Linked DNA regions of Homo sapiens: region 1 is linked to region 2. Evidence: read pairs that join two places in POLR2A ChIA-PET (ENCODE). Cell type or tissue: CD4-positive, alpha-beta T cell. All regions are shown on one strand.

Region 1 (5,000 bases), 54 kb after region 2:
TGCCCCAGCCTCCTGAGTAGCTGGGATTACAGGCGCCCGCCACCGCGCCCGGCTAATTTTTTGTATTTTTAGTAGAGACGGGGTTTCACCGTGTTAGCCAAGATGGTCTCGATCTCCTGACTTCGTGATCCGCCCGCCTCAGCCTCAGCCTCAAAGTGCTGGGATTACAGGTGTGAGCCACTGTGCCCGGCCCAAAGTATGTTTTAGTAACTGAATGATGCCACCTTTAGATCAGGCACATTCCTGCTAAACAGAACTCCATTAAACGTGTGGGGCAGCAGCAGTGTTTCCCTGAAGGGATCTATGGGTCTTTATCATGTTCCCTGCCTAAAATTCTACCTTTTTTTTTTTTCGACGTGGAGTTTTGCTCTGGGTGCCCGGGCTGGAGTGCAATGGCGAGATCTCGTTTCACTGCAACCTCCACTTCCCGGGTTCAAGCAATTCTTCTGCCTCAGCCTCCCGAGTAGCTGGGATTACAGGCATGCGCTACCACGCCCAGCTATTTTTTGTATTTTTAGTAGAGATGAGGTTTCTCCATGTTGGTCAGGCTGGCCACGAACTCCCAACCTCAGGTGATCCGCCCACCTTGGCATCCCAAAGTGCTGAGATTACAGGCGTGAGCCACTGCGCCCAGCCATTTTTTTTTTTTTTTTTTTTTTTTGAGACGGTGTCCTGTTCTGTCGCCCAGGCTGGAGTGCAGTGGCACCATCTCAGCTCACTGCAACCTCTGCCTCCTGGGTTCAAGCGATTCTCCTGCTTCAGCCTCCCGAGTAGCTGGGACTACAGGCACCTGCCACCACACCCAGCTATTTTTTGTATTTTTAGTAGAGACGGGGTTTCACCATGTTGGCCAGGCTGGTCTCGAACTCCTGATCTCAAATGATCCACCCACCTCAGCCCCAAAAAGTGCTGGGATTACAGGAGTGAGCCACTGTGCCTGGCCGAATTCTGCCTTTTTGATTGGTCAGTTGCTGAATTTGTAATAGCTAGAATTCAGAAGTCGTCCCGTAGAGATCTAAGGATTACGGAGCACAGTGTTATGTTAGCCCCCTGGGTTATTCACGTGTCAGAGGGAAAGGGTGACTTAGTTATTCACTCAGTTCTCATGCCTCTTCCTGGCCAGGAGGTTCAGTGCTTTAAAACTGTAGACTACAGATGTGCTAATTTACTAGCAGAAGTCACAGTCTAATTCCTGTAAAATGATACTCAGGCGCTTAGGATGGCTTTGCTGGTCCTTGCTACATAAGCATCAGGTGAGGCAGATAACAACTTAGAGGCCCAAGATCAAGAGTTCTGAGACCCGCGGCCGTGGAACCTGCTCTTAGATCTGCTGCTCAGGAGCAATGTGCCCTCGAGCAAGACGCTGGGTTAATCTCAGCCTCCGCCCCTTTTTCTATTTTAAACATTTTATTACTGTTTTTAGAGTCAGGGTGTTGCTCCATTGAGCAGGCTGAAGTGCAGTGGTGTAATCATAGCTCACGGCAGCCATGAACTCCTGGGCTTAAGTGATCCTCCTGCCTTGGTCTCTGGGGTAGCGGTGACTATCGATGCGTGTCAGCACGCCTAGCTGATTTTTTTTTTTTTGAGACGGAGTTTTGCTGTTGTTGTCCAGGCTGTAGTGCAATGGTGCGATCTCGGCTCATGGCAACCTCCGCCTCCCGGGTTCAAGCGATCTTCTGCCTCAGCCTCCTGAGTAGCTGGGATTACAGGCATGTGCCACCACGCCCAGCTAATTTTGTATTTTTAGTAGAGATGGAGTTTCCATGTTGATCAGGCTGGTTTTGAACTCCCAATCTCTGGTGATCCCCCCACCTTGGCCTCCCAAAGTGCTGGGATTGCAGGCGTGAGCCACCGCGCCCTGTTGCCTGGCTCATTTTAAAAACTTTTTGTATAAACAGTCTTGCTGTTGCCCGGGCTGGTCTTGAATTCCTGGCCTTGAGTTATCCTTCCACCTCGGCCTCCCAAAGTGCTGGGATTACAGGTGTGAGCCACTGCGCCCGGCCTAACCCAGTAACTTTTATCTGAAATGCAAGGTTCCCCCTCTCCCAGCAGTGGAGCTCACGGGTCCTTTGCATGAAAGGCGTCTCAGTGCGTTGGTCGGGTGCCCGTGGTCTGGCTTCCTGTCTGGCACCCCTGCTTTTATTCTGGTTTTTCTTTCGGGAGGCATGACAGTAAGTATCTGCTGTTAGTTTGAACTCACATTTGCAAGTGAAAGAAACCTTTTCTTTTTTTGAGACGGAGTCTCGCTCTGTTGCCCAGACTGGAGTGCAGTGGCACGACCTCAGCTTACTGCAAGCTCCACTTCGAGGGTTCACGCCATTCTTCTGCCTCAGCCTCCCAAGTAGCTGGGACTATAGGCGCCCGCCACCACGCCCAGCTAAGTCTTTGTATTTTTAGTAGAGACGGGGTTTCGCCGTGTTAGCCAGGATAGTCTCGATCTCCTGACCTCGTGATCCACCTGCCTCAGCTTCCCAAAGTGCTGGGATTACAGGCGTGAGCCACCGCGCCCGGCTAAGAAACTCATTTTTAATTTGCTTGAGCAAAAAGCAAATTTGCTGTCCTGCATGCACGTGGGATCCGAGGAATGCTGACCCCTGTGAGACACGGAGGTGTTGCCGGGCCTCCAGAGCCACCGGAACCAGGACCAGAACCCCCTGAGGACCCTCCCTCCCCCCTCACATGTCTTGGTTCTTTGACTGTGAACTGGCCCACCCACCAGTCAGCAGTTAGGGGGCAGGGAAAAGACTGAAAATCACTTCATTGAAAGAAATCTTTCTTTGTTCCATTTGATGAGGAAATATGTTTTAGTTTGTGTTGTGGGTAATTTGTATATAATCATTTTAGTGGGTGAACTGAGGTAACACGTGGGTATAGAATTGTCACTGGTCCAACCCAGGCCTTTACCCAGCAGGCTGTCATCAAGCAGAAGCGCGGTTCTGGGCTGTCTCTGCTTCACGGGTGGTGTGATGACATCATCCACCTCTTCGCCTTAGGGTCCTCGCCTTGGAGGATAAGCTGAGGCTTTGAAATGACTCCAAAATCAGCCTTTGTAAATGTGAGGCTGTGACTCTGATTAACACTGCTGTTACCAGTGCCTGCTAGAAAGATTGTCAGCTGTGTTTTAAGTGTTTGTGGTTTTCGCTTGTTTTAAACTGGCGACTTTCATAAGATTTCTTATTGGTTTTACTTAAATGGAAAGGAAACATTGGCTGGGTGCGGTGGCTCACGCCTGTAATCCCAGCACTGTGGGAGGCCGAGGCTGGTGAATGGGGAGGAGTTTGAGACCAGACTGGCCAACATGGTGAAACCCCATCTCTACTAAAAAGACCAAAAATTAGCCAGGTGTGGTGGTGGGCACCTGTAATCCCAGCTACTGGGGAGGCTGAAGCAGGAGAATCGCTTGAATCTGGTGAGTGGAGCTTGCAGTGAGCTGAGCTTGTGTGACTGAACTCCAGCCTGGGCAGCAGAATGAGACTCCGTCTCAAAAAAGAGAAGAGGAAATGTTACTGTCGTTACTACATAAATTCTACAGCCAAGAGTGTGGAGGTGTGGAGGGTGAGTTCACCTTATAGTGTAGAGGTGTGGAGGGCGAGTTCACCTTAGAGCATGGAGGAGTGGAGGGTGGGTTCACCTTAGAGCATGGAGGAGTGGAGGGGGGGTTCACCTTAGAGCGTGGAGGTGTGGAGGGCGGGTTCACGTTAGAGCGTACAGGTGTGGAGGGTGGGTTCACCTTAGAGCGTGGAGGAGTGGAGGGTGAGTTCACCTTAGAGTGTGGAGGTGTGGGGGGGGGTTCACCTTAGAGCGTGGAGGAGTGGAGGGTGAGTTCACCTTAGAGTGTGGAGGTGTGGGGGGGGGGTTCACCTTAGAGCGTGGAGGTGTGGAGGGTGAGTTCACCTTAGAGCGTGGAGGAGTGGAGGGCGGGTTCACGTTAGAGTGTGGAGGTGTGGAGTGCGGGTTCACCTTAGAGCGTGGAGGAGTGGAGGGCGGGTTCACCTTAGAGCGTGGAGGTGTGGAGGGTGGGTTCACCTTAGAGCGTGGAGGTGTGGAGGGCGGGTTCACCTTAGAGCGTGGAGGAGTGGAGGGTGAGTTCACCTTAGAGTGTGGAGGTGTGGGGGGGGGGTTCACCTTAGAGCGTGGAGGTGTGGAGGGTGAGTTCACCTTAGAGCGTGGAGGAGTGGAGGGCGGGTTCACGTTAGAGTGTGGAGGTGTGGAGGGTGGGTTCACCTTAGAGCGTGGAGGTGTGGAGTGCGGGTTCACCTTAGAGCGTGGAGGAGTGGAGGGCGGGTTCACCTTAGAGCGTGGAGGTGTGGAGGGCGGGTTCACCTTAGAGCGTGGAGGAGTGGAGGGCGGGTTCACGTTAGAGTGTGGAGGTGTGGAGGGCGGGTTCACCTTAGAGTGTGGAGGTGTGGAGGGCGGGTTCACCTTAGAGCGTGGAGGTGTGGAGGGCGGGTTCACCTTAGAGCGTGGAGGAGTGGAGGGCGGGTTCACGTTAGAGTGTGGAGGTGTGGAGGGGGGGTTCACCTTAGAGCGTGGAGGTGTGGAGGGCGGGTTCACCTTAGAGCGTGGAGGTGTGGAGGGCGGGTTCACCTTAGAGCGTGGAGGAGTGGAGGGCGGGTTCACATTAGAGTGTGGAGGTGTGGAGGGTGAGTTCACGTTAGAGCGTAGAGGTGTGGAGGGCGGGTTCACGTTAGAGTGTGGAGGTGTGGAGGGCAGGTTCACCTTACAGGAAGGACGTGGACACCAGAGGGGCTGTGGGCCTTATCCTGGCCACCCCGCCTGTGGGACGGGGCCCATGGGCTGCTCCTCTCAGAGTGAAGCCTTTGTGGGATGAGAAAGTGCCGTGCTCATGAGTCTGGATCCTCTTCTCTCCTACTCCAGCTGCATGTCTGAAAAGCGACGTCACCTTGTTGTTAAAGCCATGGTGGTCCAGCGTGCTCTGTCTTTCCAGGTGCCGAGGTAAACAGAGCATCCACGGAAGGGGAAAGCCCGGATGGACCTGG
Region 2 (5,000 bases):
TTTTATGGAGCGCTTCACATGTCACTGCATCTACATCCAGCTCATCTTTTCATTATCTTAGGATAGTTTCTTTGTCACTTCCCTTATTGGTGGACATTTATTGTTTTGACTTTTTCTTACTATAAATAACACTGCAGTGACTCTTTCCCAAACTCTGCCTTCATGTCTGTTTTCTTGGGATGATTTCTCGGAAGGGAAGTCTGTGTCAGTGTTACTCAGAATGTGCCTATTCCTTTTTTTCTCTTTTTTGAGACGGAGTCTCGCTCTGTGGCTCAGGCTGAAGTGCTGTTGGTGCGATCTCGGCTCACTGCAACCTCCGCCACCCGGGTTCAAGCGATTCTCCTGCCTCAGCCTCCCGAGTAGCTGGGATTACAGGTGCCCGCCGCCACGCCTAGCTCAGATGGGGTTTCACAATGCTAGCCAGGCTGGACTTGAACTCCTGGCCTCAGGTGATCCACCTGCCTCAGCCTCCCCAAGTGCTGGGATTGCAAGTGTGAGCCCCCACACCCGGCCAGAATGTGCGTCTTTTAAATCTGCTGCAAGTGGCAGGTGGTCTTCTAGCAGTATGTTGAGAGTGTGCTGTTCTCACTGCAGGATTTTTTTTGTTTGGTAAAGATCAGGCTCTGTGAGATTCTTTGGTAACTGATAGTTTCAGGGATAGAAGACTAGGAAGTAGGTTTTAATAGGAAGAACTGATGCTCCGTTTCCTAGTCTAATAGATATCAGATTAAGTTCTCTATTTCTTGGCACAATGGGAAAGGCAGGGTGCTGGTCCCTAGCTGTCCCGCCTGCTTCAGGGCCTGGCTTCCCCATGCTGGGTGCTGGTCCTGGGCTTTCCTGCCTACATCAGGGCCTGGCTTCTCCACGCTGGGTGCTGGTCCTGGGCTTTCCCGCCTACATCAGGGCCTGGCTTCCCCGTGCTGGGTGCTGGTCCTGGGCTTTCCCGCCTACATCAGGGCCTGGCTTCCCCGCGCTGGGTGCTGGTCCTGGGCAGTCCCGCCTGTTCCAGGGCCTGGGTTCCCTGCACTGGGTGCTGGTCCTGGGCAGTCCCGCCTGTTCCAGGGCCTGGCTTCCCCACGCTGGGTGCTGGTCCTGGGTAGTCCCGCCTGTTCCAGGGCCTGGCTTCCCCGCGCTGGGTGCTGGTCCCGGGCCTTCCTGCCTGTTCCGGGGCCTGGCTTCCTCGCGCTGGGTGCTGGTCCCGGGCAGTCCCGCCTGTTCCGGGGCCTGGCTTCCCCGCGCTGGGTGCTGGTCCTGGGCAGTCCCGCCTGTTCTGGGGCCTGGCTTTCCCACGCTGGGTGCTGGTCCTGGGCAGTCCCGCCTGTTCCGGGGCCTGGCTTCCCCGCGCTGGGTGCTGGTCCTGGGCCTTCCCACCTGTTCCAGGGCCTGGTTTCCCTGTGCTGGGTGCTGGTCCTGGGCCTTCCCGCCTACATCAGGACCTGGCTTCCCCGCGCTGGGTGCTGGTCCTGGGCCTTTCTACCTGTTCCAGGGCCTGGCTTCCTTGCGCTGAATGCTGGTCCTGGGCCTCCCTGCCTGTTCCAGGGCCTGGCTTCCCCACGCTGGGTGCTGGTCCTGGGCCGTCCCGCCTGCTTCAGGGCATGGCATCCCTGTGCTGACTGCATGGTGGTGGTACTTTCTTATGGCTATTGTAATTTACCACAAGCTTAATGGATTTAAAAAACACAAATTTGCTGTCTTACTATAGTTATGGAGGTCCAGAGTCCGATATGGGTCTGATGGGGCTAAAATCCAGGTCTGAACAGGGCTGGTTTCTTCTGGAGGCTCCAGGGGAGAATTTGTTCTCTGCCTTTTCCAGGTTCCAGAGGTGCCACGTTCCTTGGCAGAGGTGGGCTGGAGGGGAGGGGTGCTCAGGCAGAAGGAACCACGTGTGTAGGGGCCCCTGAGCATAAGCAGGGCTGTGTGGTCGGAGCGTGTGGTGAGCGGCAAAGTCACACAAGGGAGCTTGGGCTTTAGCCTGAGAGCAGTGAGGAGTCATCAAAGGGGTGTAAGCGGAGGAGTGAAATAATCAGATTTTTGTTTGGAAAGAACAGGAGGATGAGTGATGGCTGCAGTCGCCCCTCGGCATCTGGGGGGATTGGCTCCAGCCCCCTGCATGCACCCAAGTCCGTGCACACTCTAGCCCCGTAGCCAGCCCTGTGGAGCAGGAGGACACAGAAAGTCAGTCCAGCTCCAGCGCCCCTGCATGCACCCAAGTCCGTGTGCACTCCAGCCCCGTAGCCAGCCCTGTGGAGCAGGAGGACACAGAAAGTCAGTCCAGCTCCAGCGCCCCTGCATGCACCCAAGTCCGTGTGCACTCCAGCCCCGTAGCCAGCCCTGTGGAGCAGGAGGACACAGAAAGTCAGTCCAGCATATGTGTGGGATTCATTCCCTCTCATTGAAAAAAACCCGTGTATAAGTGCATCTGCACAGCTCAAAACCGCATCTTCCAGGGTCAGCTTTGTGTTGTAACAGCAGAACTCAGACACACACAGCCACTGCCTGGTTTCGGAGGTTTTACGGGGAGACGGCTGTGGCAGTTCATTTGCTTACTGTCTGCATTTGCTTTCCTGCTACAGACGGCAGAGCTGAGTAGTGGCAATGGTGACCACAAAACCTACACTGTTTACCCTCTGTTTATGGAAATCGTTTGCCACTCCCATCCCTCAGCAAACCGTGGTGGTCACTCGGATGTGAGTTCTGTCCACTGCTGGGGCCTCGGGAGTGAAGCTGCAGAGCTGAGGCCTGTGTGGTTTCAGTCGTTTTGCCCGGTTGCCGTTTTGTGTGTCGGGTATGCTGTGCTCTTGGATCTTGGTCACCTGACCAACACCTGATTTGCTGTCAGGTCTCTGCTCAGAAGTCCCCAGGAGGCACTTCCTGCCCCATCAACTTAGCCTCCTCCTGTCTGTCCCTGGGTCAGCAGCATCTGCATTGGCCTCTCCCTGGGCAGAGTACCTCAAGGGGCTTGGCAGCCAGACCACAAGCTCTGAGTGCAGGGCCATGTCCTGCAGCTGACGGCCCAGCATTTAGTCCGCTTCTGCCCAGAGCCAGTCTCTTGGGAGGGATCAGTACTCATTGGAGGCATGAGTTCACCGGGGTTGTGATGGCTGCAAGGAACAGAACTGTGGATAGCACAAGTCCAGCTCAGGGGAGGCTGGAGGTGGAAGCACCACACTGTAGACGAGGCCTCCGGGTCCACTAGGAGGCAAACGGGGAGAGAACCCAGCCCTGCAGCAGCAGAGCTGCCAAGCACGTGAGGAGGTGTAGTGGCTGGTTAGGCTGTCAGTCAGGGAGAAGTGGGCGAGCCATTTCTTGAGAGAATGGTGAGGGGTGCGTGGATGTGTGCATCGTTACGTATTTACACTGTTCCTATGAGTATTTCCAGAGTGGTCATATCGAGCTGCTTGCTAATGGTGCTAGAAAAAAAATCTTGTAACTCCAAGTTATTTTAAGTAGAATAAATTGTGTTTTTGTTTTTTTACAGCACCAGTGGAACAGTGATTAACAAGCTGAAGGTTGTTAAGAAGCAGACATGCCCTTTACAGACTGGGGATGTCATCTACTTGGTGTACAGGAAGAATGAACCGGAACACAGTAAGAGAGAGGAAGGCTTGCCGGGGTCAGACCCGCACGGGGGTGCACGTGAGGGCGCTCTCTGAACGTTCCTCCTGGCTACATCCCTTCCCATAGGAACGTTCCTCCTGGCTACACCCCATTTCTTGCTCACATGGGTTCCTGCCGTGAATAGTGTCTGTTGAGTGGGAGTGTCGACTTTGCAGCCTGAGCCCAGCCATTCCTCAGGAATACCACTGTGGCCATGAGCAGCCAATCCCAAAATGGCAGCCAAGGAGAAACTGATGGGGATGGTTTGGGTTCTACAGGAGAAGAACTTGAGTTATGGGGAATAAAACCTAGGACCAGGGGTCTGGAGGCCATTGATGGTTCTGCTTTTGGAGACCTTACAAGAAACATCAAAGGTTAGACTGGATTCCAGTAAGTTTTTTCAGCTCCAGAAGTCCCGTTTTTGTTTTGTGGAAGAACAGTATAGGACAAGGAAAGTTATGGGAGTCCTTCGAAGGTCACCCCTGAAATACTTTTTTTTTTTTGAGATAGAGTTTCGCTCTTGTTGCCCAGGCTGAAGTGTAATGGCGCAATCTCAGCTCACCGCAATCTCCACCTGCCGGGTTCAAGCAATTCTCCTGCCTCAGCCTCCTGAGTAGCTGGGATTATAGGTGCCCACCACCACGCCCGGCTCATTTTTGTATTTTTAGTAGAGACGGGGTTTTGCCATGCTGGACAGGCTGGTCTCAAACTCCCGACCTCAGGTGATCCACCCACCTCAACCTCCCAAAGTGCTGGGATTACAGGCATGAGCCACTGCACCTGGCCAATACTTATTTATTTAATTTTTTAAATAAATAAGAGACAGAGTCTCGCTCTGCTCTGTTGCGGAGGCTGGAGTGCAATGGCGTGATCTCAGCTCACTGCAACCTCCACCTCCTGGTTTCAAGCGATTCTCCTGCCTCAGCCTTCCAGGTAGCTGGGATTACAGGTGCACACCACCACACCCGGCTAATTTTTGTATTTTTAGTACAGACAGGGTTTCGCCGTGTTGGCCAGGCTGGTCTCGAACTTGGGACCTCAGGTAATCCGCCCGCCTCGGCCTCCCAGAGTGCTGGGATTACAGGCAAGAGCCACTGCACCTGGCCACCCCTGAAATACCTAAAGACCACAGTGGTGAGGGAGAATGGGGCAAATATGTCTTAGGCATCTTCAGCATAAACTTAACCAGCCCCTGGCCACACGGAAGGATCTTGTATCTGCTCCTTTGTGTAGTTTGAAATTATAAGTGAGGCATAGATTCTTCACCTTCTTCTGCCTCCTGATGCCATTTTTTCCCGAGGCTTATTTCTTTTGTGTTGGTAGAGATGTTTTAGATTACTTGTTTTGAAATCTCTTAAACTGATGAATTTGTTATTAGCTGATGAGTCAAAATAATCAACAAA

The links. ChIA-PET counts read pairs that join two places held together with the same protein. Peaks named below come from ENCODE experiments on the same cell type or tissue, not always from the same donor. Only the 100,000 strongest peaks of a DNase experiment are listed, where the experiment ranks them.
Region 1: POLR2A ChIA-PET joins it to region 2 with 7 read pairs; 17 of 35 experiments call an interaction of 5 or more read pairs at or near these places.

What each region holds. Positions count from the first base shown.
Region 1 is chr12:132,816,761-132,821,760 of GRCh38, reverse strand. GOLGA3 (golgin A3) reads left to right here. Exons shown (of 24, transcript NM_001389683.1): 3 at 4,949-5,000. Among named protein-coding and RNA genes, the nearest start is that of GOLGA3, 9.6 kb to the left of the region's middle. RefSeq lists an enhancer at 1,248-1,297. In CD4-positive, alpha-beta T cell, no CTCF peak of the experiment used is centred here; a DNase peak (open chromatin) is centred at 2,100.
Region 2 is chr12:132,870,873-132,875,872 of GRCh38, reverse strand. CHFR (checkpoint with forkhead and ring finger domains) reads left to right here. Exons shown (of 18, transcript NM_001161346.2): 4 at 3,479-3,588. Among named protein-coding and RNA genes, the nearest start is that of CHFR, 14 kb to the left of the region's middle. RefSeq lists enhancers at 597-1,292, 1,293-1,988, 1,989-2,684, 2,685-3,382. In CD4-positive, alpha-beta T cell, no CTCF peak of the experiment used is centred here; a DNase peak (open chromatin) is centred at 2,832; H3K4me3 peaks cover 378 bases; H3K27ac peaks cover 671 bases.